Linked DNA regions of Homo sapiens: region 1 is linked to region 2. A link is an interaction called in ENCODE POLR2A ChIA-PET data of the cell type or tissue named here. Cell type or tissue: PC-3. All regions are shown on one strand. Each heading gives the region's core, and the rest is flanking DNA. Links, peaks and the distances in the headings are about the cores only. Region 1 holds the start of LOC105369938 (a long non-coding RNA gene). Region 2 has its middle 13 kb from the start of SPIC.

Evidence for each region. Peaks named below come from ENCODE experiments on the same cell type or tissue, not always from the same donor. Only the 100,000 strongest peaks of a DNase experiment are listed, where the experiment ranks them.
Region 1: POLR2A ChIA-PET joins it to region 2 with 10 read pairs; 2 of 35 experiments call an interaction of 5 or more read pairs at or near these places.

The regions. Positions count from the first base shown.
Region 1 is chr12:101,601,594-101,617,061 of GRCh38, forward strand. It overlaps MYBPC1 (myosin binding protein C1), which reads left to right. Exons shown (of 32, transcript NM_002465.4): 2 at 12,903-12,938. It overlaps LOC105369938 (a long non-coding RNA gene), which reads right to left and starts at 14,191. Exons shown (of 5, transcript XR_001749279.2): 1 at 14,110-14,191; 2 at 12,961-13,600; 3 at 8,787-8,865. In PC-3, for the core only: no CTCF peak of the experiment used is centred there; a DNase peak (open chromatin) is centred at 6,988; H3K4me3 peaks cover 807 bases; H3K27me3 peaks cover 1,094 bases.
Region 2 is chr12:101,454,280-101,469,747 of GRCh38, forward strand. It overlaps the pseudogene RNU5E-5P. Among named protein-coding and RNA genes, the nearest start is that of SPIC, 13 kb to the right of the region's middle. In PC-3, for the core only: no CTCF peak of the experiment used is centred there; a DNase peak (open chromatin) is centred at 5,762; H3K27ac peaks cover 477 bases.

The DNA.
Region 1 (15,468 bases), core at 5,908-8,407, 150 kb after region 2:
AAATCCACTTTGATAAGACTTGCCCTTTTATACTCCCTTAGGAATCCTTTTTAGGCCAATTTGGCACATCAGGGCAGCGTCTAAAATTACATTTAATAATATGTCAAATGTTAGATCTTATGATTTTGTTCTATTCTTTTTTTTTGATGTGTATTTAGCTATTTTGGTAAGTATTCTTCTTCTCTAAAATTGTCCAAATCTTTCCTAAATACTCTTTATAAATTGCTTTGCTTGCATCTGGTGATATCGTTTGCCTTCTAAAAATTTTAATGAATCTTGGAACAGAATGCTCTACTTAAAACTCAAAATGTGTCCTTTTTAATTCTACATTTTGTCATGTTTAGAGTTAGATGTCTTTAGGGTTGTTATGCACACAGTATGTGTCTTGGCTTTTTCTTTATGCATCTTAAATATTATGCATTATTAAACATGGTGACATAAAAAAAATTATACTATTTGTAGAACATTCTAGACAGCTCAAATTCCAGCTGCACCATAGACTGAATTACTTACACTTTGTATGCCTCTGTTTCCTCATCTGTATGTGAATAAAACAGTATCAACTCTTTGGGTCTCAGTAAGAATTAACTGAAATACACCAGGTAAAGTGCTTATTTTATCTTATTTTATTTTTTATTTGAGATGGAGTCTTGCTCTGTCGCCCAGGTCAGAGTGCAGTGGCATGATCTCGGCTCACTGCAACCTTCACCTCCCTGGTTCAAGCAATTCTCCTACCTCAGCCTCCTGAGTAGCTGGGGTTACAGGCATGCGCCACCACGCCCAGCTAATTTTTGTATTTTTTTGGTAGAGATAGGGTTTCAACATATTGGCCAGGCTGGTCTCAAACTCCTGACCTCAAGTGATCCACCTGCCTCGGCCTCCCAAAGTGCTGGGATTACAGGCATGAGCCACCATGCCCGGACAGGTAAAGTGCTTAGAACAGGGCCTAACATATGGAAAGATTTCAAGCATTTTCCTCCTAAAGCAGTAAACTCAGAAATCTTGTCTGGCACAAGGTATTAAATGCCTCATATTTCACATAAACTGATGGCATTTCCCTCAACATAAGGGATGTAACAACCACTGCTCACCTCCTCACTAGTGTAATATTTATAATACACGCCAAGAAAGCTGCTATGATAGTCATAACCATCATTCCCACCACTATATTTCCTTCTTTTACTTGTGGTGATACATCTTCGCTTTCACCCATAGAAGCTCAGATCAAATAAAAGGTCTATACTCCATGACCTCTGTTGTGTTCTTACTGAAATGAGCCATGTCCAATTCGGGGGTCTGTAGTTGTCAGCATAAGGTGATAACGGTTGGGTTGTTTCTTCACTGTTCTTGTGGGGACATGGCCTTTCCCACTTAGATGAAAGAGTTACCCTACAGAGTTGAACAATATCTATGTCTGTCTCCAAGGGTTATAAGTCTTGGGTTTGTGGGACTTTACAATTTCTCTCCCTGGCCAGGCGTGGTGGCTCATGCCTATAATCCCAGCACTTTGGGAGGCTGAGGTGGGAGGATCACCTGAGGTCGGGAGTTTGAGACCAGCCTGACCAACATGGAAAAACCCCATCTCTACTAAAAATACAAAATTAGCAGGGCATGGTGGCGCATGCCTGTAATCCCAGCTACTCAGGAGGCTGAGGCAGGAGAATCACTTGAACCTGGGAGAACGGAGGTTGTGGTGAGCCAAGATCGCGCCATTGCACTCCAACCTGGGCAACAAGAGTGAAACTCCGTCTCAAAAAAAAAAAAAAGAAGATTTCTCTCTCTTATCAGGGGTGCTTTTTGGTGGATAGGGTCTTCCTCAGTCTGCGCTTTCCTGAGATGACCACATAAAGAACTCTCCATGACCACATATGGATGTGGTGGGTGATTGATTGAGTGTCACTGTGTTTATTGCGGTGGAATTTTATTTTTATGACCCCACCTGGCGTCAGGACTCTTCTTCCTCTATTTTTAAAAAGTCACCCAATGTGAGGTCCAGCAACAGTTTGGAGCAAGGCCTTTAAGAAATTTATCCTATAACCCTATAGCCACATAAATAAGTGATACAAGATCAGGTACAATGGCTCATGCCTGTAATCCCAGCATTTTGGGAGGCCAAGGCCAGAGAATTGCTTAAGCCCAGGGGTTTGAGACCAGCCCAAGCAACATGGTGAAACAGCATGAAAAAATACAAAAATTATCTGGATGTGGTGGTGTACACCTGTAGTCCCAGCTACTTGGGAGGCTGAAGCAGGAGATTCACTTGAGCCCAGGAGGCTGCAATGAGCCATGATCATGCCACTGCACTCCTGCCTGGGTGGCAGAGTGAGACTCTGTCTCAAAATAATAATAACAATAATAACTGATTCAAGATCCCCAAAAAAGACACAGTAAAGGAGGAAACTGTTAACAATTCAAATTGCTTTTGCAATAATTTCTTTTTGACCTATGCTAAAATTTTAAGCTCCTTCAATCTGAGTAAATCTTCCCCTGCAAAACACACCCCATTTGATTCTTTAAAACATGGTAAGAGTAGTGAGGAAGGCAAGTCCTCAGATCTTAGCAATTTTCCCCCAGCCCCATGTTAACAATGAGAAGCTATTTGTTGCTATGTAATAAGGACCATATTTTAATCCTCTTCCTGTGTGAAATGACATCCTGAGATGAAACTTGCATAATTAGAAGGACAAAAGAATGAATTGACTAGGGGAGGAAAAAAAACCCTGTAGATTCAGGGAAATTCCAAAGGTTGAATAATGAGTCATTGAATATTTACATGATCAAGGTACAATTAGACTTCATCTATTCAGAACATTAGAGTACAGTACAGTCTTTGGCAACATTCGACCATAGTAAATAAATATGGATTAAATTGATTGAATCATTCTGAATAGCTGGATTCTCTGCACAGCTAAAGGTTAATTTTGTTATATAACCTCAGAGCCTTATTTTTTCCACCAGTTTGAATAGAAACATTCTTAAAATGTAATATATTACTCCTTGCTTTAAAAAATAAAGTACAGTGGATATAATTTGTCTTAAATTATAGATATCAGTTATTAGTAGCATGTGACACCCTGAGGGCCCAAATTATTTGCTCTTTTGAAAAATGGACTCATATTGATTTGTATTTTGAATTTCTTTCCAATTTTTCTTAGCTTTCCTACTTTATCCCTCCTAGAAGTGTGCTGTCTTCTTTAGTACTCTTGTCAGTCAGCATATGAAACTGTTCCCCTCACTCCCCTTTGTCCTTTATTATAGACGCCATTCCAGGTAATTAATCTGGCTGAGTAGAGTTTAGCACCACCTAAGGCACAACATTTAAGAAGGCACTGACTTTCTGGGTCACCAAAATGCAGGTTCAGCCCCTTAAGTGACCTCCTTAAATTTTGCTCCTCAGGCACCCTGCTTACCTTTCCCAAGTCCCAGGCCCTGGGTTTACTGAGGAGCTAGGGCCTTCTTCCATGAGGAAAACACAGAAACTCTTAGTGCCTGGAACGTAGGAGCTTGAGATAAATGCAGAGGCCCTTCAGAGGCCCTTTTATTTGGGTGGTCAGAAGCTGTTAGGTAAGTTGCTAGATAGCTGAATTCTGCATAGGGTAGGTGTTACTAGACACTATTGCCCTTTTGTCTCTATTATGGTGCACTTAGGAAAATGAGTTATTGCTTCAAAATCAATGTAAGGTTTTTATTTTGACTGATTCATTCATTTTATCAAAGCTGCAGATGTATATGATATATATGACCTGAGTTTGTTTTAAAAATAACATGCACAAAATCTTTTTCCAAAGAGATTTGCAATAAATTCAAAACCAGTGGTTCAAACCTTTTGGTCTCAGATCCCTTTGCACCCTTAACAATTATTGAATAAACTAAAGATCATTTGTTTATGTGCATAACTAGTGTATTATACACACTAACTTTAATTTGGAATACAGTAAATATTGTATTAGTGTGTCATATATTTACTGAATTAAAAATTAAAATTGGTTGGGCATGGTGGCTCATGCCTATAAACTCAGCACTCAGGGAAGCAGAGGCAGGTGGATCACCTGAGGTCAGGAGTTTGAGACCAGCCTGGCCAACATGGTGAAACCTTGTCTCTACTAAAAATACAAAAAATTAGCTGAGCGTGGTGGTGGACCCGTGTAATTCCAGCTACTCAGGAGGCTGAGGCAGGAGAATCTCTTGAACCTGGGAGGCAGAGGTTGTACTGAGCCGAGATCATGCCATTGCCCTCCAGCCTGGGCAACAAGAGCAAAACTGTGTCTCAAAATAAATAAATAAAAGTAAAATTGATAACGTTTAAAATACAAGAATACAGCCAAGTGTGGTGACTTATGCCTGTAATCCAAGCACTTTGGAAGGCTGAGGCGGGCAGATCACTTGAGCCCAGGAGTTCGAGACCAGCCTGAGAAACATGGCGAAACTTCGTCTCTACTAAAAATACAAAAATTAGTCAGGCATGGTACATGCCTGTAGACCCAGCTACTCAGGAGGCTGAGCTGGGAAGATCATCTGAGCCTGGGGAGATCGAGGCTGCAGTAAGCCGAGATCACGCCACTGCACTCCAGCCTGGGTGACAGAATGAGACCTTTCTTCTCAAAAAAGAAACACACACACACACACACACACACACACACACAAGAATGCACAAACAATTCTATTAGCTGTCAGAACATTGATATCATTACACATTATGTATCCTCTGGAAAACTTCACTGTCTATTTGTTAGAGAATATGAGTGAAAAAGGCAAATAATGTCTTAGCATTACTATTAGGAAAATCATTTTGACCTGGTAAACTCCCTACCTAGGCAGCTCCTGAAGATCCCAGACTGTACTTTGAGAACCACTAATATAAATCAATTTAGTATTTTTTTTTTTTTTTGGTATAGAGACAGGGTCTCACTACATTGCCCGGCCTGGTCTTGAACTCCTGAGCTCAAGCAAGCCACCCACCCCAGTCTCCTAAAGTGATGGGATTACAGGCTTGAGCCACCATGCCCAGCCTACTTCTTTTAAAAGTATGTAATTCTGTTAAATCCCAAAGTATAAAATATCCAGACCCATAATGCCTATAATGAATAGAGTGGGGAACAAAATAAGCAAGTAACTGTGAAAATGTTGAATTAAACATTGATTTTTGTCCAAATTCTTCATCTCTGCTACATAAGCAATTTGGCCAATAAAATACACTGTCATTTATATTTGCTGATTTTGGGGGGGTACACTGTTTTTTGTTTCTTTGTTTTGTTTTGTTTGAGTCTGTCACTCAGGCTGGAGTGCAGTGGTGCAATCTTGACTCACTGCAACCTTCGCCTACCCAGCTCAAGCAATCTTCCCACCTCAGCCTCCAAAGTAGCTGGGACCACAGGCACACATCACCATGCCCGACTAATTTCTTGTATTTTTGGTAGAGATGTGGTTTTGCCATGTTGCACAGGCTACTCGTGAACTCCTGAGCTCAAGCGATTCGATCTGCCCCCCAAAGTGCTGAGATCATAGGCGAGAGCCACTGCGCCCGGCCATGGGGTACACTTATGATTAACAGAATCAAACATCTCTAAGCATTATGAATGTCCCCATGAAAGCAATATTTTATGCTATGGGAGCTTCCATTGTGCTCGTGTCTGGGCATATGAGGTCCAGGTTGGAGTATGCATATTGTGTCAGACCCCACCATCAAGAGGGGAGACACCTGATAGTGTTTATTACATATTTAATCTAAAAAGAAAGATAATTTGCTATACCACCAAAAATGACAGTACAAGAGTTGGCCAGGTAGACCCTTCCTTATTCATCATGATGTTTACTAAACACAAAGCCTTCACATGTTCTATTTCAAAGCTAGAATTTTACTTTGAGAATAAGAAACGATAATCAGGAATAGCATACAATTTTCTCTTATGCCTCAAATTTCTAAAGAATATTTTTATTTTTAAAAAATTTTCCCCTAGAAAGTGACAGAAAGCCACAAAAACAGAACTAGAATCATAACATTTAATGATAACTGTTATTGTGTCTTCTTCTGTCTTTTTTATGCCTATATAATATATTCATATGATATAATTTTGCTCTCCATGCTATAAAAAAGCTAAATTAAATGGTATATAAGGGCCCATAAGATAGTTAAGTAGGTCAAATAATGTAATATTTGAGACAGCCCACGGGAAGAAGAGAACTGGGTGTTTTGTTGTGTTTTGTTTTGTTTTATGTGTATAGACGCAGACATATAAAAAGAGACAGGTTAATTAATTTTAAGACGTAAGATTTCTTTTTTTCCCCTTTAAGTTACTGGCCATGAAACCCTTGATCATTGAAAATAGAAATGGACTCCATTGGAGAGGGCCAAGCCATTTATGGAGTTACTGGGTCCCTAGTGTTTCTGCAGCAGCACAAAGGCCACATATGGGGCTGTCTATTTCATAGCTGCCACCAGTGCCCGTCAATTAGAATGCCTTGGCACAGGCTGTGCAGGCATGCCATTGGTGGCATACCTGTGCTTTTTACAGTAGGTGACCATAGGAAAAATCCACCATAAATAGATCTACCCCTTTGAAAGCATTTCAGTGCTGCAGAGGGAGAGAAAGTCTGTATATGTTCATTAGAAAGGATCAAAGAACAGCCGCCCTTGCCCAGGAAAGAGGGGGCTAGCTTTAGTTGTTGGTTCACAAACTAGTTCATTTTTAGGTTGTCCCTTAAAATATCCCCTTGGGCTTATTTTTTTCAAAAAGTATCCTTGTTTTTCCTTTTTATTCAAAAAGTTTTAAAATATGCTTCTTTAGTCCTGTTAGCATGTTTTCTAAAAAAGATATTGTGTGAGAGGACAAAGAAAGGAGAACAAAAAACCAACTGTATTTACCTAGCAAGAATGTTCCACAGAACTTTGCCCTTTGGCTTTTGAATAAGCAGAAGTACAGCAGGACCTCACCTCAATAAATATCGGTTTGCTTGTTTATGATTTAGAGAGCTTGCCAAAGGTGGGTGCCTCCCGACCATTGCAACACAGCTAACCTTGTTGACAACAGTTGGTGTGATTGACTGAGTGTTATTTGCTAAGAAACTGGTGGGACAGGTTCCTCGACACAAGTTGCTTTGCCGTTTTGGGGAGCCCCGATTTTAAAAGCGGGGGATTCCTTAGAAAGGTGAGGGGTGTAATATTCCTGAGAGTCAAAACTCTAGCCCTAATTGCTCTCCTGCCCTTGTTAAGAAATGGAAGACATGTGTTGACAGTAAGAAGAAATGTAAATGATGGAGCTGGGTGAATGCCCCTGGAGCCTTGGCCAGCGGGAGGGGAACCAATGAAAGACATAGTGTTCCTTGTGGGTAACACAGATGAAGAAAGCTGCCCACGGAATGCCAGGGGACGGTTATGGATTTCTTGGCAGCAAGGAGAAGCGGCTTTTGTGCAGGGAGGAACAGCCTGCCAGTCAACTATATTTATGGAGCACCTGCTGTGTGGAATCTGAAAAGGAGAAGGAGAAGGGCCTTGTCCTCAAGAAGCTTGTGATCAAAGGGAGAAGAAAAGTCCCCATCTACTGTAAACCCTTTAGGGTTCCCACTCACATTTGAAAAGGGAGTGGAACGGGTGATATTTAGGGGGTGTGCTGAGCCTTGTTACTCAAAGTGTGGGTTGTGGACCAGCAGCATCACCTGGGAGCCTTGTAAAAATGCAGAATCTTTTTAGTTTTAAAATTAAAAAAAAATTTTTTTCTGGAGATGGGGTCTTGCTCTGTCACCCCAGCTGGAGTATAGTGGTGCAATCTTGACTCACTGCAGCCTCCACCTCCTGGGCTTAAGTGATCCTCCCACCTCAGCCTCCCAAGTCGCTGGGACTTGGGAAGCACCAGCTAATGTAAAATGTTTTTTTATGAAGACAGGATTTCATTACGTTGCCCAGGTAGGTCTCAAACACCTGGGCTCAAGCGATCCTCCCACCTTGACCTCCCGAGCCACCATGCAGCCTTGAAATTCAGAATCATGAACCCTACTGCTGCAGACTCCAAGAGTCAGAATCTGCAGTTTGATCAGATCCCTAAGTGATTAATACGCATACTGCAGTTTGAGAAGTTCTAGAGGATTTCTGGAAGTAGTGAGTCTTGAATGTTTTAAGAGTGCAGAGTGAGTTGGTTCAATGACTCAATTGATACTAAAAGGCAATTCATTTACCTGTGAATTTCTTAAACACAAGTATCTTATCATATTGTAACCACTTTTATAACCTCTTTGACCTTGTTAAATTCATAATGGGAGTTCAATGAATTTAGGTTGCAAGGATGCTCCTGCCTATGGTCCCTATTCAGTGAGGTACAGTGGAAATTGCTGTTAATGAATGAATGTTACAGAGGCAGCCAATGAATTTTAGGAACATGTAAATTATTTTTAGAGAAGCGGGCAAAGCTAGCCATGACAGGACCTGTCAGAGACAAACATATGAATTAGAGCGAGAGAGATGCATGAGCAGTTCCTTCAAGGTAAATGGGGACACCTTGGGGGCTCTGAGACTTACCTGCAACACTTCATTTTCCATTTAAGTCATGTGCTGCTTGGCCTTTACCACTCCTTGGTTTCCCAGTTTCCAGGTTTAAGACAACTGGAATTCTCTGTTTCAAATGCTCTGAAAAGGACTAAGGTCCTATTTTCTCTGATCATTTCTGTCTCACCATGATTGATTAATTGAATCGTTGATTGATCTACTTATCTGCAGTGTAAAAACTATAATGCATAAAAATTGCATCGAGCTCAACTACTATTCCCACTTTACAGTAGGGGTATGAGGGACTCACCTCTTCTGTCCAGTCCCCAGATGCTTCCTCAGTCCCCATCCCAAATGCAAACACGTTTTAACACATGCAGCTCACAGACCTAGAAATAAGGCATATCCTTAGCAGGCAGCATGTGGAGGAAGACATAAGTGTCTTTTCGTAGGTGTGTCCGAGTAAAAATGATGATCATAATGATAAAAGCCATGAAAAGTTAAAGTCTATGTGACACTTGCCATGTTCTCTACCCCTGTTAATGCATTCATTCCTGCCAATAACCCCTGAGTTAGGCTGTGCTATTATTTCTCTCATACTTGAGGAAATCGATGTGCACCCCACTCCTACAAATAGGGAGGGCAACATCCATATGAGGTTATGTGGTCTTGAGAATAAGACCAAGCAATTCAGTGGGGAAAATGGTGTAATTGCGCTGAGAAGTCCACCAGTCCTCCTCTGCCTTGTCCAACATAGGTAGCAGGGAAAGGAAGTGCAGGCCCGGGCTGCAGAGCCCAGGCTCTGAGTCAAGCAAGCCTGGATCACAGCCTGGTTCCACACTCCCTAGGCTGTGGGATCTCAAAGAGTCTCAGTTCCCACTTGCAAAATGGAGATAATCATAGTACTGATTTCACAGAGTTGTAAGGATTATAAGGATTAATATGCACTAGGTCCTACATGCAGTGGGTTCTAATAAGGGGTTGCAATGTATTTACTCCTTCACTGGCTATAAAGTAAAGAGGTTTCTGTAATTTTGAGAAGAAAAAGTTCTGGATCTGCCTATTTACAGGCCGGTATACATTTTCCTATTTCTACTCCCTGCAACCATCCCACAACGGTCCTAGCAGTCCTAATATCCTATAATGTTTCTGCCATTCTCTCTGATAGAGTTGGCTATTCATGACCAATATTTTGTGGATTCAGTGGAAGTTGAATTAAGCCCTTTAAATTATCATTTTGATTTTTGGTCTGTTACATAGCCCATGGGGGCTACAGACAAAATGGAAATGGAGAATGTACATTTAGGGAACATTTACAGATTTAGTGCCCAAGATGATTCTCTTTTACGTATTTGATTAGAATTCACCATTGGCCTTAGTTGGATTTTAAGCAACTACAGTTACCCTTAAAAAATGGGAATTGGTCACATAGATGCTAAACAAGTATGATCAATTTAATAGATGTCCAACCACCAAAAGAAGCCCTCCTTAATTCTTTTGTATCAATTCTCTATGCATTTAATGTGTTTTCAGCAATAAAATGAGATACCAGGGAGATAAGAAAGGAAGGAAAGATCCCTGGCTTTGTTTAGATGGGGAGAAACAGAAACATAAATATACAGAGACTATTAGAAAATAATTAAGTCATAGTGAAAAGAGAATGTGTTATGATGTAGTCCAGAATGCAAAAGAATAAGGAAGAAGAACAGAATAGAATAATCAGCTCTGGCCGGGCACAGTGGCTCACGCCTGTAATCCCAGCATTTTGGGAGGCTGAGGCAGGTGGATCACAAGGTCAAGAGATCGAGACCATCCTGGCCAACATGGTGAAACCCTGTCTCTACTAAAAATACAAAAATTAGCTGGACATGGTGGCATGCACCTATAGTCCCAGCTACTCGGGAGGCTGAGGCAGGAGAATTGCTTGAACCCAGGAGGTGGACGTTGCAGTGAGCCAAGGTCACGCCACTGCACTCCAGCCTGGCGACAGAGCGAGACTCCATCTCAAAAAAAAAAGAAAAAAAAAAAAGAATAATCAGCTCTGAGAGCCTTGAGAAAAATATTGGCAATAAGGATAAAGATTGCCAAATGATAGTAATGGTAACAGTTCAATTATAGAGCTCTTTCTACATAGCAGGAACTACCCTATGCATCTTACATAGAATTGGCACCCTAAGAGGTTATTTATCTTGTTATTCTTATTTCACAGATGAAGAGCCCAAGGCTGTTAGAGATTAAGGAATTGCCCATGATTGCACAATGAATAAGGCAGAGTCAGGATTCAGACCTAAGTCTGACTCCATCACATGTTCAGAAAAAGCAGGAGGTCTGCTGGGAAGAACAGTGGCAGAAAGGTCAGAAGGGGAACAGAAATGGCTCTAGAACAGAGAGGCCACTGAGACGTAGTAAGAGAAGGGAGAGAAAGAAGTGCCCATGAACAACGGCTTTGAATGCGAACCTGGGGAGTGTAGACCTAACCAAATAATAATAGAAATACTTTCAAGTAGAATAATGGGATGAAACACAGTTGTAGGATAAATAACTTCTGCAGCTGTGGAGAAAGGAGACTGGAGGGATGAGAAACTTGTCTGTAGACAGAGCCAGGAAGAAGTCCTTGGGCATGGCATGGCAATGGCCCAGTCTGAAAGATAGCGTGTCAAAGAAATTGGCATCTCGCTCTCAGTATTCTGATATCCGTGTGCTGCAACAACTTATTCAAAGCCAAGAGGACAATATTAGATTTCCATTTCTGCACTCAGATCTCTGAAAATAAAATGCTTTGACTGACAGTTTCATGTTTTGGTTGACGATAACCCTAGTGATTCTTTCCATGATGTAGTGAAGAAACAAAAACATTTCTGACAATGCCATCCAAGGGACATTTGTGTTTTCACTGTATCTGCAAATTACATCACATCCTGCCACGTTTTCTTCTGTCCATCTATAAGTTTATGTTTTTTGTCTTTTGGTTATATATATCCTTCTCCCTCACTAGTAAATAGTAATAAACTTATTTATGGCCATCTGAATAAAAGTTTTTAAAAAACAATAAATTGGAGTTTATACTAGCCCCAAAATCAGTGATGGAAAAAGACATGATTGCATCCTGGCAGGCCTGCATTACTGTTTTCTTGATTTCTGTTACGGTGCAATCCATTCATTTTTCTATGCTCATTCCAGCCTTCCTAGACTAGAACGGGGCATTTGGCCTACACATAGTGGTGACTGTTCAGCCAAACTGCTTGTTATGGGGCATCGTCCGCCCTGCTTAACAAGAGTCACTTGTGGAAAAAAATGTGGAAAATCCCATATGCTGACAAAGGCTCCCAGGATTCCACAATGTGCCTATAATACAAAAACTTTGTTATCTTTATATTTTATTTAGTAATCAAGTAGAAGATAATTTTAGAAGCGATCACCTTCATTAACTGCCTCTTCTTGTCCTGGAGATGAAGCAGGTGGTTCATGAGTGAGTGATACTCACATGTCACTAATTCCCAATTCTGGGCATCCACAGGGATTTGGCACGGGAAATGCTATGCTCTTTGTTCATGTGGATGCCTTTACCTACTTGGAAATAGTATGTTCTTTAACAGAAGTTTCTTTGTCAGACTTCATAGCCAGACTGCTCTGTAATAACCAGACATCGAAAGCCAGGTAAACCAAAACCAAACCTCAAAACCAGAGCCTGGAAAATTTTGGATAGGTGTAGGTGGGAATCTACTCCAAGCACGTATGCTTCCAGAAACAACTCTGAGAGGGCTTAATTCTGTTTCCCAGTGAATTGCACCGTCCTTGTAAAACAACAACAACAAAGCACTGCAAAGCCAGAGGACTTTCATGTCATCTGCTTTCAGAAAGTGTCTCTCATGCAGGCAGAACAATGTTGGCGATGCAGTGGTGCTCTTGCTTTCTGGGAAAAAGGGGTCTCATTTCTGCACCGACCTTACCTTAGACTCTACGGGATATGCTCACCATATGCTTGCTACCCATTGTGTTTCACTTCATCCTAACAGCAGTCCTGCCCATATAAGATGCGGCCATTTCTCTAGAGGCAGGAAAACAGGCTCAGCACAAGTAAATGCCCGGCCTGCCTCTGGAGGGGATAACTAAGTGGCAAGGACACTCGGATCCCCATTCTACCTTTATCTTTCCATCACTACACCATGCCACCTCCTGGAAATCTATATACCACACATAAATGGCAGCATGTATGTCTTGGGCCTCTTGATGCAGTAGGGTGTGTGTGTGTGTGTGAGAGAGAGAGAGAGAGAGAGAAGAGAGAATGTGTTTCCCTCCTCCATCCCTCTTGTGAGTACACACAGGTGAGATGGCTGCCTGCAGCAGAAGCTGCCTGGGGCTGTAGAAAGCAGTTCTTCTCTGTGATAAATGAGCCTGACATTTCCATGACTCTTTCCATTTCTAGAAAATGAAGTGCCAGCCCCAGCCCCACCCCCGGAAGGTGAGTAAAAACACTCACTCACACACGTTTGGGCTGCAAATACAGAGGGTCCATCCCAGCATGATTTGGCCTCCACGGGTGCTGTGAGCTGTGAGCTTTAACCTAACTCCTACTGAGAAGTTGGATGGTGACCATTGTGATAAGTTGAGAATAATAAAAATAATACACTGTGTTTATATAATCCTCTTGTGTTAATCTAATTTGGATGGCACTTCATATATATTAGGGGGACAATTCTTATGAAACCTTTCAAATTATGTAAAAGTTATTATGTCCGCATTTTACAGTGTGGAGGCTGAGCCTCCATCCAAGGGGCTGAAGAATTTGTGAGGCTTTTTCCTATATAGTGAAGGTCAAACAAACCCACATCTTCTTTATGAGAGTGGGGAGTGGATCCATCTCTACCCTGGAAGATCAGCTGTCCCTTCTCAACTTGACATATGTCACTATTGAGCACCTCCAGAAACTCCCTAGCAGCTATCCAGAAAGGTTTGGTGACCTCTGAGGTTCAACGTGAGGACCAACTTCTTGAGTTCTTAGCACCATATTGTCCACCAGCTGGCAACAGGAAATGAGTACAGAGATCCAGTGAGACCCTTGGCAGGTAGGGCAGTCCCCTATGACACACAATATATGAAGCTTGTTTTTATGTCCACATACACCTAAAGAAGAAAAGAAAATTAAAAGATTAAAAGATTGAAAGCTCAATGTGGCTTAAACTCCCAACATGGCTCTTCAGAGTCATTTATCAGCCAAATAGCCCCAAGATGGAAGCAACCAAAATCATGTGCATTTTCCCATAAAGACTCCAAAGTGGCCTTCCTCATCCCTCTTCCTCCTTGAAAAGGATGAGAAACTGGCATCCCACTCAATAATTATTCACTAGGTATTTACCCTGTGCACAACTCTGACCTAACCCTTCAGAGGGATTCAGACATACCTATCATGTACGTATTGATAGCTAGGTGCAAGCATATTGTACCAGATGTAGTGGGGAACTCTACATAGAAAACATCTCCCTGTATTCAGTTTGTTTGCAGCCAAGTAGAAAATAGAATACAGCCTGGGAAACAATTAAATAAAATGCAGCCAAAACATTAAAACATTAGGCAATATTATAAGAACCCCCCGCCCCCCCCCCGCCCCCCCACACCAAGCAGTATGTGATTACTTGTGAGTTGCTTAAACTGGCAATGTGTTATGAAGCCAGCAGGTGACTGTAGACCTGGTCCAGCTTAGGTGAAAGCAGGAGTTTGGAGAAGGTCTCAGTTTCTAATCATCTTTTCACACAAAAACTTATGAGGCAATTATAAAGCTCTTCCTCTTCCTCCCTGGAGATCGTTTTTCTTTTTTCTTTGTTTTCTTTTTTCTTTTCTTTCTCTTTCTTGAGACAGGGTCTTGCTCTGTTATCCAAGCTGGAGCGCAGTGGCACCATCACAGCTCACCGCAGCCTCAAACTCTTGGGCGCAAGCAGAGATTGTTTTTCAGGAGGGCAGTTTGAGAAATCTAGCTGCTCACAAGAGGCCCTTTGTCCAGCTAAGAATACTAGATTCACACACTCAAACCCTAAACAGTATAGAGAAGTATTACTATGTGTCGAAATGAACGAAAACTGGCTCAGTGCCATATGAGTTCAAACGGGAAAGCTCAGATTTATTTTCTTTAGATCTTGATCTTGAAACTAGTGTAGATGTGTGACATTCTTCTTAGGATCTTCCTGTTCCTTGGTATGTTTTCTCCTTGCCCATAACAAATGTACTTTGACCAACATTGAGTACACTGAGAACCTACTGGCCATTATAAACAAACCTTTCCCTTCTGTTTTTCAGATCAGTTACTGCCACTGAGCCACTATCGTTTCCTTTGTATGTCATATTTCATATTCATTGCACAATATTGACTTCCTGTTGCTCAAATGTCTCCTCCCAAATTCTGCTAAAATTGTCCTTCTTAGTTAACTGAGATTTGAATCTCCATTCATCAGTCCGAAAAAAGAGAATGCATTCTTGAAACAATTCTTTTCTTACTGATTCCATAAGTCAGATACCATTTGCAGGTCTAAACTAATATGATCCCAAACACAGAGAAATGCAAACTAGATGGTCTCAACTGGTAGAATCTGATGTTACTGCTCTTGTTTTGCATTTATTGCCACTAAACCCAATCCAGAAGATTCACATGGACACTGAAACATTTTCTTTGAAGCAACATACACTGCACACAATTACATATTTTGTACTTTACTAGAAAATCTAGAAGTCCAAACTCTTGGAATCATTACATGGGGCAAACTGACTTTTCTTTAAAAAGTCAGTCCCTTGCTGAGGTCTAAAATAAAGTGGCTCACATTTGTTTTGCCTAATTCTACTCCAGCATGTTATATAACATGATCCAAGTATAGTTGAGTGCATTTTAACAAAATCTGTATTGAGTGTTCTTATGTGTACTTTTCCAAAAATGATCAGATTAATTGCTTTTCACTAAAAGTTTAGTGTGGCTCTAAGTTATAATTTCTAAATTCATAATTCAT
Region 2 (15,468 bases), core at 4,647-7,146:
CCACCTCCACCTCCCAAAGTGCTGGGATTACAGGCGTGAGCCCCCATGCCCAGCTAAAATTTGAGTTTTATTATTATTATTATTATTATTATTGAGAGAGGGTCTAGCTTTTTTGTCCAGGCTGGAGTGCAGTGGTGCAATCTCAGCTCACGGCAACCTCCACCTCCTGGGTTCAAGCGATCCTCCTGCCTCAGCCTCCCAAGTAGCTAGGATTACAGGCATGTGCCACGATGCCCAGCTAATTTTTGTACTTTTTGTAGAGAGGAGCCTTCACCATGTTGACCAGGCTGGGCTCCAACTCCTGACCTCAAGGGATCCACTCGCTTCAGCCTCCCAAACTGGTGGGATTACAGGCGTGAGCCACTGCACCCAACCAATTTTTCTACTACTATTAGTTTATTTATTTATTGAAACAGAGTCTCATTCTGTTGCCCAGGCTGGAGTGCAATGGCACAATCTTGGCTCACTGCAACCTCTACCTCCTGGGATGAAATGATTCTCGTGTCTCAGCCTCCCAAGTAGCTGGGATTACAGGTGTGCACCACCACACCCAGCTAATGTTTTTGTATTTTTAGTAGAGATGGGATTTTGCCATGTTGCCCAGGCTGGTTTCGAACTCCTGAACTCAAGTGATCTGCCTGCCTCATCCTCCCAAAGTGCTGGGATTACAGGCGTGAGCCACCCCATCCAACAAGACCAAAACCCTGTTTCTTTTCTTTTCTTTTTTTTTTTGGAGATGGAGTTTCGCTCTTTGTTGCCCAGGCTGGAGTGCGATGGCGTGATCTCGGCTCACCTCAACCTCTGCCTCCTGGGTTCAAGATTCCCCTGCCTCAGCCTCCCAAGTAGCTGGGATTACAGGCATGTGCCACCACACCTGGCTAATTTTGTATTTTTAGTGGAGATGGGGTTTCTCCATGTAGGTATGTAGGTCAGGCTGGTCTCAAACTCCCGACCTCAGGTGATCCGCCCGCCTCAACCTCCCAAAATGCTGGGATTACAAGCGTGAGCCACCGTGCCTGGCCAACACTTTTAATATTAAACAAATAAATGGAAGCTATGTATTCATTTAAGAAAGATAAATAAAAACAAGTAAGATAATTATTTACCTAATTTTGGGGGAATCAGTGATGAAGGCAGTCACAGTGGCCATGGGTTAAATTAAGGAATAAATGTTTGCAAAGCAAAAATTGTTGAAAGTGCCTCCCCTCACCCAAAGCAAACACTGATGAAAATGGCGGCTCTCTGAGCGCTCTTGTGTCACATCACTTATTGTCATGCATTTGTATAATTATCCTATACTTTACAAACTTTTATTTTACTATAATTTGTATAAATTTCTTCATTCCTTTCCCAATCTGCTTATTCCAGTTCCGGGTTGAAGGTGGCCAGAGCCTCTCCAACAGCTCAGGGCTCAGGTTGGAAACAGCCCTGAAAGGACACCATCCCATCTCAGGGTGGGTGCATACCCACAACCACATCTACACTCACTCAGACTGGGACCATGTAGACAGCCCAATGAACCTAACGTACCCATATTTGGGATGTGAGAGGAAACTGGAGTACCAAAGCAAACCCATACAGACTACGGAGAGAAGGTGCCAACCCCACACAGGAAGTGCCAACCCCACAGAGGAAGTACCAACCCCATACAGGAAGTGGCCCAGGCCAGGAATCCATTTGTTTTCTCATCAAAGTTAGAGCCAAAGGACAAAAGAAGGTGGACGGAAAGGATGTGTTATTTGAGGGCTTGATGTATGTTCTTTCAGTTTGTGGCTTGGGTTTTAATTTTCTTCACAGCGTCCTTTGAAGAGACAAAGTTAAATTTTAATGAAGTTCAGTTTTTCAAGACTTTCTTTTTTTTTTTTTTTTTTGAGACAGAGTCTCATCCCATCACCCACACTGAAGTGCAGTAGTGGGACGGCACATTGCAACCTCCACCTCCTGAGTTCAAGCAATTCTCCTGCCTCAGCCTCCTGAGTAGCTGGGATTATAATATTGGTATATAGAAATACCCTCATATTCTGCAACCTTTTTGTGAATTTCTTAGGATTGTAATCATAACCAATCATATCATATTCAAATAAAGACAGTTTTACTTCTTCCTTTCCAATCTGAATGCTCATTCCTTTTTCTTGCCTTATTACATTGGTTAGGACCACCAATACAATGTTAAATAGAAGTGTACACAGAGCCTCACTCTGTTGCCCAGGCTGGAGTGCATTGGTATGATCATGGCTCACTGCAGCCTCAAACTCCTGGGCTCAGGCAGTCTTCCCATCTCAGCCTCCCAGGTAGCTGGGTTTACAAATGCAAGCCACCACACCCAGTTTAACTTGCTTTTTAAAAAGAGCTAAACTTTTCTGGAACCTGAACAATGGATATGGGGCAAGAGGTAATCCTGCTTAAAATGTAAGTTTTAGGCCGGGTGTGGTGGCTCACGCCTGTAATCCCAGCACTTTGGGAGGCTGAGGCGGGCAGATCATGAGGTCAGGAGATTGAGACCATCCTGGCTAACACGGTGAAACCCCGTCTCTACTAAAAATACAAAAATTAGCTGGGCGTGGTGGTGGGCGCCTGTAGTCCCAGCTACTCAGGAGGCTGAGGCAGGAGAATGGCATGAACCCAGGAGGCGGAGCTTGCAGTGAGCCGAGATCACCCCACTGCACTCCAGCCTGGGCAACAGAGCAAGACTCCATCTCTAAAAAAAAAAAAAAATATATATATATATATAAGTTTTAGGCCATGCCCAGCCAGTGTTTAAATGCATACTGAAGGTTTTGTTTTTCATTTTGTCAACACCTAAGAGGGTTTCTTTATTCTGTTGAGGCTATGTATTAATGGAATATTCCTAAGTGTTTTCAAAGTACATTTTATTCCTAATTGTGAAAAATTTCTTCCAAAGGAGAAACATATATATTAAACCTGTGTTACATGAGAAAATTTAGCCTTTAACTTTTAAAAGGTTTTATATTTTTATTTATTTAGTTGTTTATTTATTTATTTATTTGTATTTTGAGATGGGGTCTTGCACTGTCACCCAGGCTGGAGTGCAGTGGTGCAATCTTGGCTCACTACAACCTCTGCCTCCCAGATTCAAGTGATTCTCCTGCCTCGGCCTCCCAAGTAGCTGGGACAACAGGTGCAAGCCACCATACCCAGTTAATTTTTTGTATTTTTATTAGAGATGGGGTTTCTCCATGTTGGCAAGGCTGGTCTCAAACTCCTGACCTCAGGTCATCTGCCCACCTTGGCCGCCCAAAGTGCTGGGATTACAGGCGTGAGCCACTGCACCAGCTTTATATTTTTTAAAACTAGATGATTAAAAAATTCAGAGTACCAAAAGGTATATAGTGAAAAATAAGTCTCCTACCTGTAGTATCCAATCTCTATTCTTGCCTAGAGACACCCATTTTTAGTAATTTCTTATGTATCCTTGCAGGCTATTCCATGTATACCATGTATAGATAAGCACATATAATATTTAACGTATTTTTTTTTTTTTTTTTTTTTAGAGAGAGAGACAAGGTCCCACCATGTTGCCCAGGCTGGTCTTGAATTCTTGGGCTCTAGTCCTCTAGCGATCCTCCCTCACTGGCCTCTCAAAGTGCTGGGATTACAGGTGTGAGCCACCCCACCTGGCCCAATATATCCTTTAAAATATAAATTAAATTAGGCTACACATGGTATGGCTCCTCACATTTTTTATTTCATAATATAATATACCTTAGGGTTCCATATTGATATAAATAAAATAATTCATTCTAATGGCTACACAGCATTCCTATCAGGTGGATTACCATGGTTTGCTTCATAATTCTTTATTGATGGACATGATTTGTTTCCCATCTTTTGCTGAAATGAATACATTTTTATTTTTTACTTTTTTTTGAGATGGAGTCTCTCTCTGTTGCCCAGGCTGAAGTGCAGTGGCACGATCTCATCTCACTGCAACCTCTGCCTCCCAGGTTCAAGTGATTCTCCTGCCTCAGTCTCCCGAGTAGCTATGATTATAGGCACGCACCACCACGCCCAGCTAATTTTTGTATTTTTAGTAGAAAAGGGGTTTCACTGTATTGGCCAGGCTGGTCTTGAACTCCTGACCTCAGGTGATCCACCCACTTTGGCCTCCCAAAGTTCTGGGATTACAGGCATGAGCCACCGTGCCCATCCAATGAATACTTTATTATTATTATTATTATTTTGAGACAGTCTCACTCTGTTTCCCAGGCTGGAGTGCAGTGGTGAGATCTCAGCTCACTGCAACCTTCACCTCCTGAGTTTAAGCAATCCTCCTGCCTCGGCGTCCCCAATAGCTGGGGTTACAGGCACGTGCCACCACGCCTGGCTAATTTTTGTATTTTTAGTAGAGATGGGATTTCACCATATTGGTCAGGCTGGTCTCAAACTCCTGACCTCAAGTGATCTGCCTGCCTCGGCCTCCCAAAGTGTTGGAATTACAGGCGTGAGCCATTGCACCTGGTCTGAAATGAATACTTTTATACATATCCCTGTATATATTATTTGTGAGTGGATCTGTAAAAAAAAAAAAGAAAAAAGAAAATCCTAGAAGTACCGTGGGTAGAAGGGATACAACATGCTGTTTGTAATCTTCTGAGACTTGATGTTTTACTCAACATTGTGTTGCTGAGATTCCATTTCATTGGTGCATACTATTCAGTTATGTAAATATACTCTACCCTTGTCCTGTCAATGGGCATTTGAATTATCGTCTCCTTTTTGCTATAATGAACAACACTGGTTTGCACATGATTGTCCATGTCCCTTGGTACACATTAGCCAGAGTTTCTCTTGAATATATGCATAAAAATGGTATAAATATTTGTGAATGTTCAAATTGCCAGATAATACTAAACTATGTTCCAAAATGATTGTGCCAATTTACACTTCTGCCCCACTGGTGTCTGAGTTTCAGTTGGTTATCTTCTCCAGTTGCTTGTCTTTTCATTTTCTTTTTTTTTTTTTTTTGAAACGTGGTTTCACTCTTGTCTCCCAGGCTGAAATGCAATGGTGTGATCTCGGCTCACTACAACCTCCGCCTCCTGGGTTCAAGTGATTCTTCTGCCTCAGCCTCTTGAGTAGCTGAGATTACAGGTGCCTGCCACCATGCCCAGCTAATTTTTTGTATTTTTGGTAAAGACAGGGTTTCACCATGTTGGCTAGGGTGGTCTTGAACTCCTGACCTCAGGTGATCCACCCTCCTCGGCTTCCCAAAGTGCTGAGATTATAGGCATGAGCCACCTTGCCCGGCCTCATTTTCTTTAAATTTTTTTTTAAAATGTTATTTTTAAAATTTAAATTGGCAATACTTCATTCCATAAAATTGAGTAAGTGGTGGCTCTTTTCATTTTCTTTAAGATGCTTTTTAATTATTATGAGTCATGCTTGCCCCTCTAGGTTGATTTCCACCTCCTCTCTGCCCCTGAATGCCTTCCTATATGAAACTCATCAGTGGGCTTTATATTCCCTACTTTCTACTTGAGTTTGGCCAGAAAGAGGAACCCCAGCAGGAAGTTGGAGGGAACAGAATGAGGTCAGGGTTTTTTTCTTCCTAGCTCTTTCCCTGCGAGGTTGCATGAGGTGCTGCATTTCCTGGCCAAAGGAGCCCTGTCTTGGAGGATTCTCCTTCTCTTTCAGGTTCTGTTGACCTCCCTGTCCCTCCTGTTGGTGGAGGGAGCTCCTCTACGGCTAACCCAGGCTTCCTGCATTGTTTTCTTGATAGTTCCCCAACACTCTGTTCCTCCTGTTATAGTTAATCCCTTTGTAAACAAACTCTAGTTGAATCATCTTGGCCTGAGTTTGTCATCTGTTTGCAATTGAAACTTGGCCTGGGCCAGGGGCGGTGGCTCAGGCCTGTAATCCCAGCACTTTGGGAAGTCGAGGTGGGTGGATCACCTGAGGTCAGAAGTTCAAGACCAGCCTGGCCAACATGGTGAAACCCTGTCTCTATTAAAATAAAAAAATTAGCTGGGTGTGGTAGTGGGTGCCTGTAATCCCAGCTACTTGGGAGGCTCAGGCAGGAGAATTGCTTGAACTGGTGAGGCAGAGGTTGCAGTGAGCCAAGATTGTGTCATTGCACTCCAGCCTGGGCAACAGAGCGAGAGTCTGTCTCCAAAAAAAGAAAAGAAGAAGCAGCAGCAGAAACTCTGCCTGATACAGAAGTTCTTCACATTAAGATTAAGGTGAAATGTTTGAATTTTTATTTGATTAGTATTTGTTTTGTGTGTTCTTCTCTAAAGAAGTTCTTTTCAGCTGGGTGCAGTGGCCTGTAATCCCAGCTACTTAGGAGGCTGAGGCAGGAGAATTGCTTGAACCCGGGAGGCAGAGGTTGCAGTGAGCTGAGATCGCACCACGGCACTCCAGCCTGGGCAACAGAGTGAGACTCTGTCTCAAAATAAATAAATAAATTAGCCAGGCATGATGGTGCGTACCTGTAATCTCAGCTACTTGGGAGGCTGAGGCAGGAGAATCACCTGAACCTGAGAGGCAGAGGTTGTAGAACCTCCCAGGTTCAAGCGATTCTCCTGCTTCAGCTTCCCGTGTAGCTGGGACTACAGGCGCCGGCCACCACACCCAGCTAATTTTTGTATTTTTAGTAGAGACGGGGTTTCTCCATGTTAGTTAGGCTGGTCTCGAACTCCCGACCTCAGGTGATCCTCCCGCCTCAGCCTCCCAAAGTGCTGGGATTACAGGCGTGAGCCACCACAACCCAGCTGACACACACAACATAATTTCTTAAGCCATTCATCCATAAAAAACACTTTATTTGTTTCCATATCTTGGTTATTGTGAATAATGCTGCAATGAAAATGGGAGTGCAGATACCTCTGCAACATACTGGTTTTCTTTCCTTTGGGTATGTACCCCGAGGTGGGATTGCCGGATCATGTGGTAATTCTATTTTTAATTGGAACCTCTGTACCGTTTTCCATAGTGTCTGCACCAACTTACATCCCCACCAATAGTGTACAGTGGTCCCCTTTTCTCCACACCCTATTTAATGCATCAGAAGAGATGGAAACAAATAGGCATCTAGTTTCTAATTTGGTACACTCTCAAACGCACATTCCTTAAATATCAACTTGATGTTTAAAGCATTTAGGAGTGCATCCGACTACAAGAAGGATGAAAAAAAGATACTTTCTTTCTTTCTTTCTTTCTTTTTTTTTTTTTTTTGAGATGGAGTCTCACTCTGTCACCAGGCTGAAGTGCAGTGGCGCGATCTCAGCTCACCGCAACCTCCGCCTCCCGGGTTCAAGCGATTCTCCTGCTTCAGCTTCCAGAGTAGCTGGGACTACAGGCATGCACCACCACACCCAGCTAATTTTTTTGTATTTTTAGTAGAGACAGGGTTTCACCATGTTGGCCAGGATGGTCTTGATCTCTTGACCTCGTGATTCGCCTGCCTCGGCCTCCCAAAGTGCTGGGATTATAGGCGTAAGCCACTGCGCCCAGCCTCTTTCTTTCTTTTTCTTTTTTTTGTTCCTTTTTTTTTTCTTGAGACAGGGTTTCGCTCTTTTTGCCCGGGCTGAAGTGCAATGGTGCGATCTCGGCTCACTGCAATCTCTGCCTCTCTGGTTCAAGCAATTCTCCTGCCTCAGCCTCCCAAATAGCTGGGATTACAGGCGTACGCCACCATGCCTGGCTAATTTTTGTAGTTTTAGTGGAGACAGGGTTCCACCATGTTGGCCAGGCTGGTCTTGAACTCCTGACCTCACGTGATCTGCCCATCTCGGCCCCCCAGAGTGCTGGGATTACAGGCATGAGCCACTGTACCCAGCCAAAAGATCACTTTCATCAGTGCCCCCAAGCAACCAATATAGTCCTCCAATGAACTGGGACCCTCCCTCCAGAAAGGCACTCAAACCCTCAGCTCTCATGTTCTCGAAGCCTATGAGCTGCTAGCTGTCTCTCTCTCTTTTTTTTTTTTTTTTTTTTTTTTTTTTGAGACAGAGTCTCATTCCATCACCCAGGCTGGAGTGCAGTAGCATGATCTCGGCTCAATGCAAACTTCACCTCCCGGATTCAAGCGATTCTCCTGCCTCAGCCTCCTGACCTCAAGTGATATGCCCATCTTGACTTCGCAAAGTGCTGGTATTACAGGCGTGAGCCACTGAGCCGGGCCCTCTTTTTTTGCGGGGGAACAGGATCTTGCTCTGTCACCCAGGCTCTGTCACTGCAGCCTCGACCTCTTGAGCTCAAGCAATCCTCCCACCTCAGCCTCCCAGGTAGCTGGGATCACAGGCATGTGACACCAAGGCCGGCTAATTTTTGTATTTGTTGTAGAGATGGGGTTTTGCCATATTGCCCAGGCTAGTTTTGAACTCCTGAGCTCATGTGATCCTGCTGTGTTGGCCTTCCAAAGTGCTGGGATTACAGGCGTGAGGAGCTGCTATTTCACTTGCTGTTCCCTTGCCTGAGTCATCTTCCCACAGATGTTCACACGATTAACTTCTTCACCTCCTTCAAGTCTTTGCCCAAATGCTACTGTCTTAATATGGCATGGCTGGATCACTCTATATAAAGGGGGACCCTCTCGCATTCTAGATTCTCCTTACCCTGCTTGGCTTTTTATTCTTTCACAAACTATTCATTTTCTACTATGGATTCTAATTCATGCATCAGACCCATGCTTATTGTAGAAATGATACAAAGACAGGAATCTCTGTCTGCTTTGTTCATTGATGTATCCCAGCATCTAGAGCAGCAACTATTGGTGCTCAGTAGATATTCATGAGACGATTAAAGGAAGGCATCTCAGGGACTATCATGGAGACAAGAGCAGATCCCTCAGCTCCTCCATGGTTTATCAAACATTTTTTCCAACCCATATAATCCAGTCCTCAAGAGGAATTCTGGTAAATAGATTTCGCCAATATCCTTACATTTATGGTAATATTTTAGAGCTCATTGTAAAGTGTTGTTCTGGATCTTGTCTGTCTGGCCCACTTTTGGTCTGTCTCTGCATCTCATAAGGGTGCTGGTCTCCTTGAACATTTCTGAAATACTCTAAAATTCACGGCCTATCACACCCTGCATCCATCTTCGCAATAGCGATGACTTTGTTCAGAAATGGATTGCTTCCTCCTCCTCACTTCGGAGGCTGAGGTGGGAAAATCACTTGAGCCCAGGAGTTCGAGACCAGCCTTGGCAACATAGTGAGACCCTGTCTTAATCAAGTGTTTCTTCTTTCATATTTACCCACACTGGCACACCAAGAAACATGAATCGAGACAGTCCATATGTTAACTATAGTGTTATCTGATGGCAAAATTATTCCCATTTGAGTACAGGACTTTATTTTTTTATTTTTTATTTTATTTTATTATATTTTTTGAGACAGAGTCTCGCTCCGTCACCCAGGCTGGAGTGCAGTGGTGTGATCTTGGCTCACTGCAACCTCCAAATCCTGGGTTCAAGTGATTCTAGTGCCTCAGCCTCCCAAGTAGCTGGGATTACAGGTGCACACCACCACACCTGGCTAATTTTTGTATTTTTAGTAGAGACGGGGTTTTACCTGTTGGCCAGGCTGGTCTCAAACTCCTGACCTCAGGTGATCTGCCCACCTCAGCCTCCCAAAGTGTTAGGATTACAAGCGTGAGCCACCGCGCCCAGCCGAGTATAGGACTTTAAACAAGAAAAAGTCTCTTGCAATTGAAGGGAGCAGAATGAGTTTCCAAAACTTTTCTTTTTTTTTTTTTTTTTTTGAGACAGGGTCTCGCTCTGTCACCCAGGCTGGGGTGTAGTGGCATGATCATAGCTCACTGCAGACTGGACCTTCTGGGTGCAAGTGATCCTCCCACCTCAGCCTCTCAAATAGCTGAGACCACAAACACATGCCACCATGCCCAAGCTATGTTGCCCGGGCTGGTCTCGAACTCCTGGGCTCAAGCTATTCTCCTGCTTTGGCCTCCCAAAGTGCTGGGATTAGAGGCTTGAGCCACCATGCCCAGCCTGTTCTCCAAACTTTCATAATTTATTTCTGTCATAAATTGAACTATTATACTTAAATCAGGCAAGAGTTTTCACATAATGAAAACTAATTTTACAATACTGAATGATGAATGTTTTCACTGTTAAAAGCAAAATTGTGTCACTGCACTCCAGGCTGGGTGACAGAGCAAGACCTTGTCTTAAAAAAAAAAAAAGAAAAAAAAAGAAAGAAGCAGCAGCAGCAAAATTGTTTCCTTAGAATTTTTTTTGAAACTTCACTTGCTTTGTTAGTTGACCTTCTCTTATCCCTTGTTCCTTTTGTCTGTCATTGTTTATTATTATTTTCATTGTTATTATTTTTTTGTCTGTCATTATTTTAGTTGTTTATGATGTTATGTTTTTTGAAACATACAAAAGCATATATGTGATACTTCAGTGAAATAAACACCCATGAGCCCATCTCCTGGCCCAAAAACAAAAAAGAAAATTTTTTTTTTTTTTTTAGACAGAGTCTTGCTTTGTCACTGATGCTAGAGTGAGGTGGCATGATTTTGGCTCACTGCAACCTCCACCTCCCGGGTTCAAGTGATTCTCCTGCCTCAGCCTCCCAAGTAGCTGGGACTACAGGCATGCACCACCACATTCGGCTAATTTTTGTATTTTTAGTGGAGACGGGCTTCGCCATGTTGGCCAGGCTGGTCTCTAACTCCTGACCTCAGGTGATCTACCCGCCTCAGTCTTCCAAAGTGCTGGGACTACATGCGTGAGCCACAATGCCCAGCTAAAAAAAATTGTTGTGATAAATTATGCGCCACACCTAGATCATCTATTTCCCTGCCTTCCCATTCCTAAAAGTATCCATTGCCCTAAATTTTGTGCTTATTATTCCCTTGCTTTACTCACACACACACACACACGATTGATGATGATAGATAGATAGATAGATAGATAGATAGATAGATAGATAGATAGATGATAGATAGATGTAGACAAATAATATATTGTGTAGTTGTTTATTTTTGAACTCTATAGAAATCATATTTTAAGTGGTTTTCTAGGTTTTCCTTTTTCACTGAATATTATGTGTTCAAGATTCTTCCAAGTAATTGCACTTAGTTATAGTTTATTCATTTTCACATTTCTATATTCTATTATGTGAACATACCACAATTCACTCATTCTCTTGTCACTATGTATGTGAGTATATATCTATCAGACCTATATATGTTTATCTATCTATACTTACATATCTATAGAAAGATATATAGTTTGTAGTTCTTTCCCCTTATAAACATGGCTGCTAAAACCATCTTCTTTCCACATATGTCCTGATGCTTGTATACAAGAATTTCTCTTATATATATGCCTGAAAAGGATTTGTGAACTAAGCTTTGCTAATGACTATTTTCTTAAATGGTTGTCCCAATTTAGACTCCTACCAGCAGTGAATTCTCACTGATGACAACTGGAACCAGAAACTTATAGCCAGTTATAAGCACGTAGCTGAAACTTGGGATCCCATTAATGTGCCTGTTTCCTAAACTTCTTTGAGTTTACAGGACTCCCCAACCCTTCTTCTCTACTCCCAGTTAACCAGCTAACTTCTGTAAGAACAGGATGCCTCTTCCCTGTAAAAAGGACATTATTGCCCTGCTAATTAATTTTGTTAAAACAGGGAGAATTGCCACTTACAAACTGCTAGAAAAAAAAAAATTCCTTACCAAAAGGACCTAAATTTAAAGCAGAATCAATTGCAAGTCTGTCTTCTTAGTAAACTAGAAAGTGAAAATAAGCATTACAAACCCACTAAGAGATGAAGGGAGGAGTCATTTTCCTCTTCCCTTTCCCAGGCTGGTAAATGGCTTAGGTTTAGAAACTTCTGAGGCCAAAAGTGATGAAGCAGAGGCATATGTGTTCTTCAGGCTTAGGATAAAAATGTATAAAGAATTTGGTAGACCAGCCTGGGCAACATGGTGAAACCCCATCTCTACAAAAAATACACAAATTAGCCGGGCGTGGTGGTGCGCACCTGCAGTCCCACCTACTAGTGGGGCTGAGACGGCAGGATCGCTTGAGCCAGGGAGGTCGAGGCTGCAGTGAGCCATGATTGCACCACTGCACTTCAGCCTGGTAGAGTGAGACCCTGTCTCAAAAAAAAAAAAAAAAAAAATGAGGCTGGGCGCAGTGGCTCATGTCTATAGTCCTAGCACTTTGGGAGGCTGAGGCAGGAGGATCACGAGTACAAGAGATCCAGACCATCGTGGCCAACAAGGTGAAACCCCGTCTCTAGTAAAAATACAAAAATTAGCTGAGCGTGGTGGCATGTGCCTGTAGTCCCAGCTACTCGGGAGGCTGAGGCAGGAGAATTGCTTGAACCCGGGAGGCAGAGGTTGCAGTGAGCCAAGATTGCGCCACTGCACTCCAGTCTGGCAACAGAGAGAGGCTCCGTCCAAAAAAAAAAAAAAAAGTCTGGTATACTCTGGTATCTCTTCAGATTATATCAATTTTTCACCTTTTCCTAAAGATTTATGTGAAGAGAAACAATTCTGAGTCTTAACCAAATTTTTTGAGGCCTTTAGTCTTCAAGGCAATTTTATTTTATTATTATTATTTTTTGAGATGGAATCTCACTTTGTCACCCAGGCTGGAGTGCAGTGTTGCGATCTTGGCTCACTTGCAACCCCCACTGCCGGGGTCCAAGCAATTCTTCTGCCTCAGCCTCCCAAGTAGCTGGGTTACAGTCATGCACCACCATACCCAGCTAATTTTTGTATTTTTAGTAGTGGCGGGGTTTCACCATGTTGGCCAGGCTGTTCTCGAACTCCTGACCTCAGGTGATTTGCCCACCTCGGCTTCCCAAAGTTCTGTGATTATAGGCATGAGCCACTGCGATTCAGGGCTAATTTTAAAACAACAACAACAACAACAACAACAAAAGAATTTGGCTGTGATTTAGCCCACCTCTCTGTGCCTAGAATTAGAATGCAGTAAGATACACCAGTAGGTCCTCAGAGTTTAGCTGCTTCAGAAAGACTAGAAAGTGCCCTTTCACAATCAGTCATGGTTCAGAACACAAGACTTAAAAAGTCACTACCTTGCTGGCACCCAATGGGGACGATGAGAATGGGTCTGTAGTCTCATCTTTTTCTGTGCAGCTATGCTGTTCCCTACTAGTCTTGTGTCAGAGAAGTTTCCTCTGTTGGTATAAACACTGGCAGGAGCCATTAAAGTAATTATGGTCAATACATAGAGCCTATGGGGAATAGTTGTGCAACCTGATGATCAGGAAGAGGTACCAGACATGGCAAGGGAAGAACTGGGTTTGAGCCCTGGTTCTGCCACTTACCAGCGAGGCCGCAGGTCCCAGACATGGTAAAAGCAGAGCACTTCTGGTGATGTAACAGCTGTCATGGTGAGTGTTTACTCCTGTTCTCAAGCACCATAAAAGCTCTCAAGGCCAGGTGCGGTGGCTCACGCCTGTAATCCTAGCACTTTGGGATGCCATGGCGGCCGGATCACCTGAGGTCAGAAGTTAAAGACCAGCCTGGCCAACATGGTGAAACCTCGTCTCTACTAAAAATACTAAAATTAGCCTGGCGTGGTGGCACACGCCTGTAATCCCAGCTACTCGGGAGGCTGAGGCAGGAGAATTGCTTGAACCCGGGAGGCGGAGGTTGCAGTGAGCCAAGATCACGCCACTGCACTCCGGCCTGTGTGACAGAGCAAGACTCTGTCTCAAAAATAAATAAATAAATAAATAAATAAATAAATAAATAAATAAATAGCTCTCAAGAGCCATAGGACATAAGGCCATTGCTATCACATTCTTCTTCTTCTGATCCTCACTCCATATAAGGAAAGAAAGATAGGCAGAATGGTTAAAAACCTCTAGTTAGAACTGGTTTGAAAACCTCCACCTCTATCTCTTCCTAACTGCGTGACCTTGAATATGCTACTTAGCCTCCCTGAGCCTGTTTCTTCATCTGTAAAATGAGGGTAATTAAGAAAGCAAAGGCTGGGCGTGGTGGCTCACGCCTGTAATCCCAGCACTTTGGGAGGCTAAGGTGGGCGGATCACGAGGTCAGGAGATCGAGAACATCCTGGCTAACAGGGTGAAACCCTGTCACTACTAAAAATACAAAAAAATTAGCCAGGCATGGTGACGGGCGCCTGTAGTCGCAGCTACTCAGGAGGCTGAGGCAGGAGAATGGTGTGAACCCGGGAGGTGGAGCTTGCAGTGAATCAAGATCATGCCACTACACTCCAGTCTGGGAGACAGAGCAAGACTCTGTCTCAAAAAAAGAAAGAAAGAAAGAAAGAAAAAGAGAGAAAGAAAGAAAGAGAAAGAAGGAAAGAAAGAAAGAAAGAAAGAAAGACCTAGCCTTCTAAAATGTTTATTTATTTATTTATTTTGATATGGAGTCTTGCTCTTGTCACCCAGGCTATAGTGCAATGGCGCAATCTTGGCTCACTGCAACCTCCGCCTCAACTGATTCTCCTGCCTCAGCCTCCCTAGTAGCTGGGATTACAGGCATGTGCCACCACGTCAGGCTAATTTTAGTATTTTTAGTAGAGACGGGGTTTCACTATGTTGGCCAGGCTGGTCTCAAACTCCTGACCTCAGGTGATCGGCCCACCTTGGCCTCCCAAAGTGCTGGGATTATAGGCATGAGCCACCACACCAGGCTGAGCATGTATTAAAACCAGGACTGCCCCAAGCACATTACATAGATTCCCTGGGATAAATTTACACACTAACCTTACTTATAAGTAAAATTATTATCCACAATTTACAGAAGAAGAAACTGAGAGATTAAGTTATTTGTTCAGGTTTACACAGCTAGCAGATACAGAGTCACAGATAGAACTCAGGGACAATAATACCACCTGACAACATTACTGTGAGGCTTAAATAGTCAACTGTGATAACATGTGGGAGTTATCACATGTGAATAGACGACAACAGTAGCACAAAGAATGGGAGGTGACGTAAAGGGAATTATCCTTCTTCCATTATACATAAAGTGGTATAATATTAACCCAAAGTAGACTGTGATAAATTAAAAATACATATTGTAATCCCCACAGCAACCACAAAAAAAAATCTACAAAAGTGTATCATATAAACAGGCCAGGCGCAGTGGCTCATACCTGTAATTCCAACACTTTGGGAGGCTGATTCAGGAAGATTAGCCCAGGAGTTTGAGACCAGCCTCGGCAACATAGCAAGACTCCTGTCTCCACAAAAATAAAAACAAAAATTAAAAATATTTAAAACCCCCCCCACACAAAGAAAAATATATAATCACATTATAATGAGATGATAGAGGAAATAAAGTGAAATAATAAAAATATTCAATACAAAAGAAAGTAAGCAAGCAAGAGCAAAGGAACAGAAAATAAGTGGGATCAATAGAAAACAAATAGCAAAATGGTAGACTTAAACCGAGCTATATCAGGAGTTACTACATTGGACTAAACACTAAAAAGGCAGAGATTGTCAAACTAGATTAATAA